Regions from separate parts of the Homo sapiens genome. Here regions 2 and 3 are each linked to region 1. The links are chromatin contacts, found by Hi-C or POLR2A ChIA-PET in ENCODE. All regions are on one chromosome and are shown on one strand. Each heading gives the region's core, a stretch centred on a gene start or an enhancer-like site at or near the end of the contact. The rest is flanking DNA. Distances are from core to core; before and after follow the strand shown. Region 1 holds the start of NTNG1 (netrin G1). Region 2 overlaps NTNG1 (netrin G1). Region 3 has its middle 20 kb from the start of PRMT6.

The links. A loop is a pair of places that touch in the nucleus more often than their neighbours do. ChIA-PET counts read pairs that join two places held with the same protein, here RNA polymerase II (POLR2A).
Region 2: a map of A673 shows a loop between it and region 1 (5-fold over the local background). The contact joins the enhancer-like site here to the promoter of NTNG1 in region 1. A Hi-C loop is called at or near these places in 2 of 168 maps with a recorded cell type or tissue (A673 and B cell). POLR2A ChIA-PET finds 5 or more read pairs at or near these places in 3 of 52 experiments (A673, AG04449 and activated B cell).
Region 3: a map of PC-3 shows a loop between it and region 1 (5-fold over the local background). The contact joins the enhancer-like site here to the promoter of NTNG1 in region 1. A Hi-C loop is called at or near these places in 1 of 168 maps with a recorded cell type or tissue (PC-3). POLR2A ChIA-PET finds 5 or more read pairs at or near these places in 2 of 52 experiments (WTC11 and activated T-cell).

Annotation. Positions count from the first base shown.
Region 1 is chr1:107,138,963-107,143,068 of GRCh38, forward strand. NTNG1 (netrin G1) reads left to right here and starts at 2,077. Exons shown (of 8, transcript NM_001113226.3): 1 at 2,077-2,178. RefSeq lists an enhancer at 1,717-2,248 and silencers at 2,182-2,471, 2,492-2,771.
Region 2 is chr1:107,261,145-107,265,250 of GRCh38, forward strand. The region is part of intron 2 of NTNG1 (netrin G1); the gene reads left to right. Among named protein-coding and RNA genes, the nearest start is that of NTNG1, 120 kb to the left of the region's middle. Within about 2 kb of position 1,792, at least 2 of the 41 ENCODE cell types and tissues checked have a DNase peak (open chromatin) inside an H3K27ac peak, as active enhancers do; they include A673, where a contact is called at or near this core.
Region 3 is chr1:107,075,059-107,079,164 of GRCh38, forward strand. No RefSeq gene overlaps it. Among named protein-coding and RNA genes, the nearest start is that of PRMT6, 20 kb to the left of the region's middle. Within about 2 kb of position 1,938, at least 2 of the 41 ENCODE cell types and tissues checked have a DNase peak (open chromatin) inside an H3K27ac peak, as active enhancers do; they include PC-3, where a contact is called at or near this core.

The DNA of each region.
Region 1 (4,106 bases), core at 827-3,326:
TTTGCAATGTCAGCACTACAGGACAAAGGTGGGAAAGAGGAAAGCACATGAATCCCAGATTCCTGCACTCAGAGATTCCGAAGGCGACTTATTGTGGCCTCTTAGGTGTTAGAGGGAAGGCTGGGGGTGCCTGAAATCCCTGCCCACTTCCTGGCTGCCCAGGGCCAAGGAGGGCCTGGTTATAGGCCCAACTCAACAAACTTCTCCCCCATCCATCCTTTTACCACACCACCCCCAGTCATCACAGAAAAATGACCCAATTACTCAGCCTCCTGCCTTAATTGTGGGACACATAGTGACTAAGTGTTCACAATTGCCCATTTCTTCCACCCCCCCCCCACCCGCCACTTTGCCTTGACCAAACATGAGTCAGGCTTCTCTCCAGCAGGTCCCTGGAATTTAGCTTGCCCCCCAAATCTGAGCAAGAACTAAAATGTGAAACATTCACCATTGTTAGCTTATCTTCCAAATTCTTGGACCACAGAGACACATTTCTTGTTCAACCAAGAGGGTCTTGAAGTGAGTTGTTTCCCCCATCCACTTGGCTTTGCCTATTGCTTGCTCCCCCTTATATATATAGAAAAAAAAGGCCGATTTCTGTTTGGTTTTGAGAGGTTTGCAGATTTCTGAGATCAGAGCGTTTTCCCTGTTGCAATAGTCTTTCTTTCTAATGGAAGTCTCCCTATCTTATCTAAATTCGGATTTGTTTCTGTTTGACGTTAATGTGTAGCTAAGAGTGATCCCAGGTGAGTCTGAGCCCGCCTTGGTGGGGAATGAAGCCTGGAGCATCGGAGCATTTGTCTTTCTCTTAGAAAAGGCAAGGAAGCCTGAAATGCGCAGCTCTCCCTTGAACTTCAACTTTTTAAAGGGGAATGAATTTCTAAAGGAGGAGTTTCCAGTCTAGGGCTGTAGGGGCCTCCGGGCAAAGGAAGTGCTTGTTGAAAAACAACATTGTGATCACTTCCAGCGGCGAAGGGTGTGCTTGGGAACGGTTTGGGGAGGGGACAGAAGAGAGAGGGGTGGGATGGACGGCGGCAGAAGTGGGAGGTACACGAGGAGTTACTGGAAACGGCGCTTCTGTGGAGGAGCCGGGGGGGATGGGGAGTAGAGGGAGGGGGCCCTGTTGCCTCAGCGCCCCGAGGTCGTGGAGCGGCAGCAGCTGCAGCCGGAGCAGCACCAGCAACAGCAACAGCGAGCGGGACGGAGTTAGGACCGCTCGGAGCGCACAGGTCTCGAGGTAGTATAAGGTTTGCTATCCTTCCACTTGCTGGCAGTTGCAGAAGAAGATCTGCTTTTTAAGTGAAACGTACATGCCACCCCTCCGAGGGCTGCGGCTTCCCCGGGCTTGCTTCTTTGCCGCTCCTCTTTCCGGCTCTCGCGCTCACTCTTTAATTGGCACTGGCCCCTAAGTTTGCCAGGAGCTCGCTGCCCGCTCGGAGCAGGGTCCCGGCCGGGAGCCGCTGGTGGGGGCGGGGAGTCCGGGAGCCGCAATCCAGAAGCGTCGTGGGCCATGTATATTTCATCAAACGGACTTTGGGTGCGTCGCGTCTCACTGCCATCAGTGCTATGTGCAGTGACATTTCTGACTTGAGTGGAGGAATGCGCGAAGGAAACCCGGGCGAAATTGGTATTAGAGGATCTTCTTGGCGCCAATGCTAATTGTCCTGATTTATGCCCCTTCTGACTAAGCTCAACGTCTTCATCTGAAATAAAATGAAAGCGGTGCCAAGCGGCATAGAACCGCCTGGCCGCTGGTTCTGATCCCCGGGAACCAGAAAATCGTCCTGCGGCTTGAAAAAAAAAAAAAGAGGAAAAAAAAAAGAAATAGAAATAGAAAAAAGAAAAAATATCCCTCAGTAAAAGTTTAAGGCGAGAAGTGTCAGAGGCAGCGGAGCGAGGAGGCGCGGAGGAGAGCCGGCGAGCAGGGGACTGGGCTGGCACGACCTCCGAAGGCTGAGATCTCATTATTAATATCACTATATTTTTGGAGGGAGAGGCACCTTTCTCATCCTCTCTTCCTCTCCGCCCACCCTTACTCCCTCCCCCTCATCTACCTGTCAAAGTCACTGATCTTTTGCATTTCGGAAGAGGACGTCAACGGGAAGGAATTCCCCCTCTGGGTGCGGGCTCCGAGAGGGGGCGACTTGCAGGAGGCTCCCCCCGGGGGCGGAGGCGAAGGTAATTAAGCGGCGGGGAGTGGCGGGCCGGCGCTGGGTTCTCGGTCCTCGGGGTCCTCTCCCGCCGGCGGCCGGGCGCGATCGGAATCCCCGGGCTGCGGCGGTGGCGGCGGCTCGGGTCCTCACGCCCACCCCTCCCGCTCCGCCCGCTCCCGCCTGGGGAGGAGGCTCCGCGGGAGCTGCCGCCCTCCGCCCGTACGCCGCCCGCGGGCTCCGCTGCTGCGGCCGCCGCCCGAGGCGGACCAGGCTGGCTGCGCAGGGCCGCCGCCCCGCGCCGTCGGCTCGGCTCCCGCCCGGCGCAAGGGCAAACGAGCCACACGGTAAGTGCCTGCGGCTCGCCTCTCCTACTGCGACCCGAGCCTCTCGCCCGTGCCCCTCTCCCCCGGGTTTCCCCACCCCCCGCCGCCCCCCGCCCCACCCGCTGCGATGCACAGGCGGGAGGGAAGGCTCCGGGTGGGCGAGGAACTTTGTAAAGCGCCCCGAGGAGGCAGCGCGCGGAGCCCTACGCGCACACACAGCGGCACACGCTCACACCCACACACAAGTCTTCCCGGGGGTGCGCCCCGGGCCGGTGATGCGTCCTCTTGTTGTGTCCGGAGCCCAGGCGTGGGGTCTGAGCCTCCATCCGCCGACTGACAGGGGCCCCGCGCTCTCCCTCTCTCACGCACACCTGGCCACACACATCGCTCAGGCGGCTTGTCGTTATTTTTTCTTTCTTTCGCCAATTATATTTGTTTGGGGAAAAGCAAACAAAAAAAACAAAAAAACACTTGCCCTATTGCCGGCCTTGGGGATCTGGTGGCCACATCGAGAGCTTTTGAAGTCCCTTCTTTTAATCGCCTTTATTGGTGCTAGATTAAAACATTACTATCCCATGTTGTGCAGCTGGGGAGAAAGGGAAATTGAAAGAGGAAGACTTGGTGTAGGGATGCTGTTTGGAATATTCTCTCATATTCTTTACTGGCATCATATTAATCGGTTGATGGATTCGGCTAGGGACACTGAATTGCACTCCTGTATGGATCTGTGGATATCTATATATAATACAAATAATACTGAATATTATTGGGCCTAAAATAACCAATTAAGTGATTCATACAAGGAAAAACTTAGATATAAAAAGAAACTGCGCCCTCTGCTGTTAATTTTAGTACCCTCACCCGGGGACTTTTTTTTTTTTTCCTTCAGAAATCCACTTAAGAGTAGGCTGTCATCTTACAGGGCAAGGGAAGAAAATTCCTAGCGGGGATTTTAAAGCAACTTTACTTGGAAAAGTCGCAGGTTGAGCTCCTATAGTTGCATCAGGTACAGATTTCCAGTGAGTAGACGGTCCTCCTCTCTCACCCATTCTTCTCTTTATACAGGGAATAATGGAGCCACTCCTCATAACAAATTGTCAATCTTTGGAATGGAAAATTCTGAGTAAGATTCAGAACTCCACTAAACATATGGTGAATCTGGCAGTAGAATTGCTCTAGAAATAAGGCCCTGTTTTATGACTGAAAATACTAAAAGTTGTTTTATCTTACAGAAATGAAAAAAAAAAAAACCCAGGAAGATCTTCCATTAAAATCACTTATTCAGATATGCTTAGTAGTTAAGCTTGTTGGAAAGTTTTCCAAAAAATAATTTTTTTTTTTTTCAGGGGAGGCTTTTCTGTTTTGTTTGTCCCTTGAGGAGGATCTCTAGTGAGGGAATTAGCAATTCCACATTTCATTAAGTATTTTGAACTGTGTCACTTTGAATGCCTTACCCGCCTCCCTTTCTCTTTGGCAAAGGAAAAGCAGCTCAGTAACTGTCCAAGATTCTTTTTGAAGATAAGCAACTTTCGATTTTTCATTAAGATAAAATTTGGATCTCTGCATGTGGATCAACATGCAAGGAAAAATGTGCATCAAGTATTTCACATGTAATGTTGTTCCAGGGATA
Region 2 (4,106 bases), core at 542-3,041, 120 kb after region 1:
AGCAAATGTTTACCAGGTCCTGGGTCCTGTGCCAGGTACTATACTAAGTACTGGAGATATGAAAATGAACAAGGTAGACATAATCCCTGCCTTCATGTAATGGATAGTCTAGTAGGGAATAAAGATGTTACACAAACATAAAAATGATTATTTAGTCACAACTATGATAAATGCTTTGTAAGCATCTAAGATTTTCTTAAAATACCAGACAACTTCCAGTAGCCAATTTGATAACAATAAGGGAATTTGTTAACATCAGGTGGAAAATGCTGGCAGTTAAAACTTTTTGTCTGCATGTTTCACAGGATTTAAAAAAAAAAAGCTCTTCAGAAGATTTTAAACATTATAATTAATATTTTACTTTCAAGCCTGTTGTTGATTTTAGAAGATAAATTTGCTATTTAAAAAGATAACTAGGGCCAGGAGCGGTGGCTCACGCCTGTAATCCCAGCACTTTGGGAGGCCGAGGCGGGCAGATCACGAGGCCAGGAGATCGAGACCATCCTGGCTAACACAGTGAAACCCCGTCTCTACTAAAAATACAAAAAATTAGCCGGGCGTGGTGGCGGGTGCCTGTAGTCCCAGCTACTCGGGAGGCTGAGGCGGGAGAATGGCGTGAACCCGGGAGGCGGAGCTTGCAGTGAGCTGAGATCGCACCACTGCACTCCAGCCTGGGCGACAGAGTGAGACTCCGTCTCAAAAAACAAAACAAAACAAAAAAAACGATAACAACTATATTATAAGACATCATTTGTGAATTCCACATTCTCATATGTAAGGTAAACACAAAGTTTGTATGAGGTTCTCTGTCCGGGCAATGTTAACTATTGAAAAATTACATTCTAGGAGTTTACTCTGATTGAGGAAAATAAGATACACCTTAAAATAACCACAAAACAAGAATATGAGCTAAGGCCCTTGGCAGTTAATGTACCTAAGTGCTGTTTACATATTTTGAAGCTAAACGTTACAAAGACTTTTTCTGATTTATATATTTACATTAAAAGTCTTTTACATTAAAAGTCTTATAAAGGTATTTTTCAAAGCCGTTACACATGTAGTAACACAATTAGTAAATCACATGAAATCTGAATGACTTTAGAAAGACAGGGACACATGAGTGGAGACTGGGAGGACGACTAGGTTCACTACTTAGGGAGGCCAGAATGGAGTCTTTTGTGGGTAATGAGGGCAGTTCAGGGAGAAGAGGGCAGTAGAAAAGGTATTTTGTCACAAAAGATTAAAATGTGTCAGGGAGACAAGCATAGAGATTTATTTTATTGTTATAAAACAGAATATAAAAGTAGGTTGGGGTCTAACTATTGTGGACTTCGAGTGATCAACGAAGGAGTTTATATTTTTTCTGATATTTTATGCCATTGAAGGTTTTAGGGCAAGGGATTGCCATGATCAAAGTAGAAGAATCAGTCTGGCTGCAGCCCACATAATCATGGTGACATAATAAATTGTAATGACTCAAAGCAGTAGCTGGAAATTGAGAAAGAAATACATGAATTAGAAGGTGTTGAAAATCGCTTATGTTGACTTGAGACAATGGTATTCATCTTTTCTGTGAGTGTATTTGTCTTCTGTTTAGAAAAAGACAAAGCAAATGAAAAACAATCTCTTCATTCACCTCCAGAAAGGGGTTGGGAAAGACAAATAAAGGGTTATTCATAATCTGTTGGTTACCCTCTGTTGGTAGTGGACAGAGATGAAACACTTTTTCGCTGGTGCACAACTTTATTCTTAGCCGTGAACATCTGTAATTAGATGAACCACCATAGTGATGACTGAATTGAGAAATCAGCCCATTAGAGGATCTGGTGGTAAAGGAATGGAAATCATTATCTAGCACAAATAATGCAAAGTTGGTCACTTACTCATGTGTGAGTTACTGTGCAAACAATTCTGATAAAAGAGGGGGGAATGCTATGGAATCAATATTGTCTTTATTGTGAAGAGGAATGAGAATGAACAAAACCCTGAAGCTTTGAAATGTGGTAAATCTCAATACATTTACTCTGAGAATGTGACTGCATCCCCACAGTTCTTCAGAGAAAGGATGTGTGGGTGTGAGAGTGAGTGGGTGTGTGGGAAAAGCTAATAACAGTTCTAGGTTAGCTTGCTTCCTTCCTTCCTTCCTTCCTTCCTTCCTTCCTTCCTTCCTTCCTTCCTTCTTTCCTTCCTTCCTTTTTTTCTTTTTTTTTCCTTTACAAAGCCTTTACAATAGCAGTTTTACACCTTTGAGGCCTTTGCTAATTTTTGAGACATTTTATACTCTTTCTATTTAGGCATTAATCAGGAAATTGGTCTTTTCAAAGTGTGAATCATGAATAGTGAATATGAAACATTTTAAGAATGTAGTAGGAAAGATATTAGCACTTTGGGGAGGTTGCTTAGTGGAGTGAGGGAGCTAATGAATACTCTGAGTTATCTAGCTCTTTTCATCTATGCTAATTAGCCTTAACAAGGCAAGTTAAAATAATTTCTTTCCTAGGCTTGTACAGTGTAACTTCCCACTTAGCATTTCTTGTCTCCTTACAAGCCTTATAACCTGAGGCAATCCCAGATATTCCCTTTGGGAAAGAAGTATTTGAGAGTTATGCTCACGGCACTTGCCTTTATTAATTTTATGAAAAAAATCCATTTTAACATTCATTTTCATATTTGAGTACCCAAGAATTTGAGGTTTGTATGTAACCATTGTTGGGATTTTGTTAAAAGAAATGTTATAGTACAATCCATCATGACCCAAACACATCTTGATGAAATGTTCTGAAGTTTCCTATCTTTAAAAAAAATGTATTATGCTATTTCTCTTATGGTTCTTATCATAGTTTGTTGAAACATTCCAAGGAATTATAGTTCTAAGCTACCTTGTATTTGACAGATGTCAGTAGATGACAGGAGATTAATCTATAGTCCTCTCTCTCTCTTGTTATTTGATTAAACAGATCCATGCCACCATCTTTCCTTCTTGCCTGTAGAATACACACACACACGCCCACAAACACACACACGCCCTTCTATTTTTCAGAATTCTTAGCCACACCCCCTCCCCTCACCACCACCGTTTTTCCACCCTGGTGCACATTTTTGTAGCCATTGCTCTTTAAGGTGACAGTGAGAGAGACTTCTTATCGATCATCTGACCTCCCACACAATTTGTTGGAGGTTGACACACTCCCTGCCATTTTTGCTTTGTGGAGGCTGAAAGGCCCATTCATTACAGGGATGGCTTTATTAAAGAAGCAACCCCCAAATTCAAGTGGATTAAGCCATCTGGCTACAGAGTGAAATCCTTCACAATCTTATGACAATCTATGTCCCCCATCCTTCCCTATGAAGTTAAAAGACTATATATAGATTTTCCTTTCATTTTTTATAAATGCTCCTTGGATTTTTCTATCATACTGCCCTCTATTCTCTGAGGATAATTCTTAGCCATAGCTCCTTGTGCTTATTTCTTTATAAATTGGCAGTTTTTAAAATGAAAATCATTTTGCATCTATTTAGATGATCTCAACATTTTCTCTGTTTACATTAGTTTAGGGCACCTTTGAGTCATTTCCTTTTCATTTCTTTTCCATTTAGCCTGGATGTTTGGCCCCATCTGTGGTTAGTGAGAACTGAGGCAGAAGCTGAGTCCACCCTTCAGTCACTCTGTACAGCTGTCCTTGGAAATTCCAGCCTTGAGGAAACATACATTCACACATAGCTTGTTTCCCCCGAAATAAAGGTTTTGATCAAATATGCAGGAAGGATGTTTTCTGTGACTTGGGTACAGTGGGAAGTTTTGCATATTGGCCTCTCTCACCTGCTGTTGAGCACCTTGGCTGTGTCTTTGTTCACCTCCCCCCGTCAGTGTTTTGCACAGCAGACACTAACAAGTATTTATTGAATGAATGAATGTGCAGATGAATGAAAGTAGCATGAAGGACTAATGCTGGTGTGGTGATTGTGTCTTGTTTTCTCATTGTTCCAATATTCTATCTCAGTTTCCTCTCTCAGGAGAATGCCTCTTTGAAGTCCCTGAAGAATTACAGAATAGTAGATGCTGATAAAAATTTATACCAAATCAGTAGGAGGATAAGGAAAGGAAT
Region 3 (4,106 bases), core at 688-3,187, 64 kb before region 1:
AAAAGTGGTGCTTCCAGAAGTCTAAAGTGTCAAGATTATTGGTTTAGTAACCAGGACAATGAAGCTAGTAACATTGGAGAGGAAAGATGACAATCCAAAGGGGACAGACCAGACAGCCACTCTCTTGGTCACACCAGTGATTCAGTGCATTCAGTAGATTCCCAGGAAAGATCTGAGACTCAGCCAAGGCACAAATACAGCCCAAGGAGAAAATAATATAGTATCAAAGTATAGGTTTTGCATGCCAAGGTTGTCCAGGTATTCTGAATCTACATAATAATGAATGAATAATTTTTAATGGAAATATCTTGATTATTTTTAGTTATTTATGTACCAAGCATAAAGCTGCATGCTTAGGGATAAAAATAAAACTGAATAAAACAGTCTCTGCCTTGCTGGACAACAAGTACTTCTTTGAAAAGGGATCTGTGGGAGCACATCTCTGGGTCTTCCACAAATCCTGTGTCTTGATGTCACTTCATTAGAAAGATCTTCCCAGACTACTTTATTAAAATAACTCCTTACCCTTTCACCTGATAGCATATTGTGTATAATAGGTGCCACAATAGAACATGAGCACCATGACACCAAGGACTTTGGTTTACCAAAAATGCCTATATATAAAAATAAATATTTGTTGAATGAATGCATGAAAGAATAAAGAATTAATCTTGTTATTGTTTTTGAGCTATTGCAATCAACTTTGGAAGGAAGATTCTTATATTTATTTTTGTCTATTTGCCTAATTTTCTTAAGACAAATTCTTAGAAATTGAATTGTTAGGTATGTATATTTTTAAGGAATTTTGATAGACTGCCCAGTTATTATTCTGAAAGGAAATTCAAATTCACATTCTTCTACTGTGGGAGAGCACTTTTTTTCTGTAATTTTCCAAAAAAGGACATTATCATCAATTTTTAAATTTGTACTATTAAATAGTTTTATGGGTGGTACAAAATATTGCAGTGGTGTTTTATTTTGAGTTTGTTTGATTACTAAATGGATTATAGTTAGGTTATTTTCATACTAATTATTGATAGTTCTTTTGTGAATTGTTACTACAGTTGACTTATCTTATTCTAATTAGTTTTTACTTTCTTTCATTGACTTCTAAAAGCTATTTGTATATTAGAAATATTAATCCTTAGCAAAGTCATGGAATATTCGAACGTAAGTGTCCATCAGTGGATGATTGGATAAAAACAATATGGTACGTGTATACCATCGAATACTACTTAGCCATAAAAACAAATGAAATCATGTATTTTGCAGCAACCTGGAAGGAATTGGAGACCATTATTCTGAGTGAAATGACTCGAAAACAGAAGGTCAAAACCCATATGTTCTCATTTGTAAGTGGGAGCTAAACAATGAGTACACTTGAACATACAAAGTAGAATAATAGACATTGGAGACTACAAAAGGTGGAAGGGTGAGGCGGGGGTGAGGGTCGAAAAATTACCTATTGGGTACAATGTTCACTATTTGGTTTGATGGGTACACCAAAAGCCCAGACTTCACCACTACATGATGTTTCCATGTAAAGAAACTGCACTTGTACCCTTAAATCTATAAAAACAAAACATAAATAAAATTTAGAAATAGAAATATCAGTCCTTAGTCACATATGTTGAGAAATATTTTTAACCACTTTTGTTATTTGTTGTTCAGCCTTTTTCATTATGGGAGTTTGGCAGTAAAACTTCAAACTTTTGTGTCATCAAAACAACAAAATTGTCCTTGGAGGTTTGTTCCTGTGGTGGATTAAAAATTGCCAAGAATCCTTTGCAGCTTATTTCATGGAGAGACAGAGTTTACTTTCCCACTTACTGTAACTGGCAAACACGGTGACTGGCTATGAATGAGGCAGAAGTGACTTTGCGTAACTTTTGAGCTAGGCCTCAAATTCCTTGCAGTTTCTGCTTTTGCCTCTTTGAAACTCTGGGGTGACTAGCCTCTGAGGAAGCCCAGGTTAACCTCGTTAAAGATGAAAAACCAGGCATTCCATTTGCCCTAGCTGAGCCCAGCCACCTTCTGACCTGATTGCAGCCACATGAGTCAACCCAGTCAAAAGAACCAAAAAGTAATTAGAAAAAATGAATCATTGTTTAATCCACTAAGAATGGTTTGTCGTGCAGCAATAGATATTTAATACGATGACTTTGGTTTACACTCAGATACTTCTTTCTCAACTTATCATTATAGAAATGTATACCTAAATTTTATTTTGGTATATGTATATTTTTAAAAATTTATATCTTAAGTGGTCATTATTTTTGTTGTGATATGTGAGGTAGGATTTCAACATAATTTTATTTTCCAAATGGCCATACAATGTCCCCAAATCATACTGAAAAACGTATATTTATTTTACTCACTGTAATTCTATCTCTATCACACCAAGATTCCCATAATTGGGACTTTTTTTTTTGGTAACACTTAAAACTTTCCCATTCTTTTATTTATTCCTGATCAAGCATCACACTTTTAATAAATGCAGCTTTGTAATATGTTTTAACAAATTAGATAGTTGTTAGAGTTCGTTGAGACTAATTGTAAGGCCTTTGTTTCCTTTTTATTCTACTACAGAGTTTTCAGATTAATGCTCCCTATACTTTATTTGGCTCAACCATGGCAGTTCTTAAATACTTTCTATTAAAATTCAAATAGTTTTAAATTCAAAATTTAAGAATCAGAAGATTTTATTTAAAAATAGAGAATATTTACTTCTCTTAAAAGTTTGGATGATCTGGCAATACTGCCCTAGAATTCCTCATGACGGCAATTGGGTACAACTGACTAGCAGGCATTTCTATCTCCAGAACAAATGTCTTTTATAAACCATAGACCATATTTCCAACTGTTTACTGACATTTCCTTGTCCATAGAAATAACTTTTCTGGTTTTTGCTGTTGCTAAGGAAAAGTCTGAGAACAATCTATTTTTTCACTCTTCTTCAAGTAACCTGCTTCATTTCCTTGAATTTTTGGAGGAATTTTTCTTTATAGCACATACACATTGAACATTAAATTCCATGACAGTCAACTCTTTATGAAAAGATTTCTTCAACATTCTCTAATTCAGTCTCTACCTCCGTATCTGTTTCCAAAATGGGAAATGTTACTGGAGACTTTCCAGACTTACACCACTTGTTCCCTAAATCACTGAATCACTGCTTTTAGAAAGATTATTTAATGTCAAATTATAGTGTTGACTTTCAATTTTTTTTTCAGTTTATACTGTTCCTAAAAGATACTCCATAAAGTTTGTGGTATAAGTTTGAAAGTACTTTCTAGTTTCAATTTTCTTGCCTATTTTGTTTATTTTGGTACATTTTTAGTGAGGGCTAGGTTATAAGTCTTCTCTTATTCCTACATCTTTCCTGGAAATGGCCTCAATGTTTGATGTGCATGTTAGATAATATGTGTGGTTCATTAAGCTTCTTAATATAACTTCATTATAAAAGAGCTTGCTTTTCTTCTTTCAGATATTTTCTTTTCAAAGATAGGATATACACTAGCTGTCAGCATTCAATAAATCTAATTACATAGGGAAATTTATGAACAGTTTATTGATGGAGTTGCTACGTGAATACTTGGCTGGTGTTCATGGTTATTAGGCTTAGATATGTTGTCACTTTCCTTCTCGCTTAACCTACAGGTCAGGAAATAAGGTACTTTTAATCTTGTATTTACTCTGAACATTCTAAGAACTCTCACTTAAAAGAATGTTTTAGACTGAGCATAATGGCTCACACCTGTAATCCCAGCAATTTGGGAGACCAAGGAGGGAGGATTGCTTGAGGCCAGGAGTTCGAGAACAGCTGGGGCAACATAGCAAGATCCTGTCTCTACAAAAAAATTTAAAAATAGCCTGGCATGATGGCACATGTAGTCCCAGATACTCAGAAGGCTGAGGCAGGAGGACCGCTTGAGTCCAGGAAGTTGAGGCTGCAGTGAGGTGTGATCACACCACAGCACTCCAGCCTGGGTGTCAGAGTGAGAACTTGTCTCTAAAAAAAAAAAAATTTATTTTTTATATAGGTCGAATGGCTTTTCTAAGGTAATTGTAAGGTAATTTTTCAAAGTAATCATATTTATAAACGT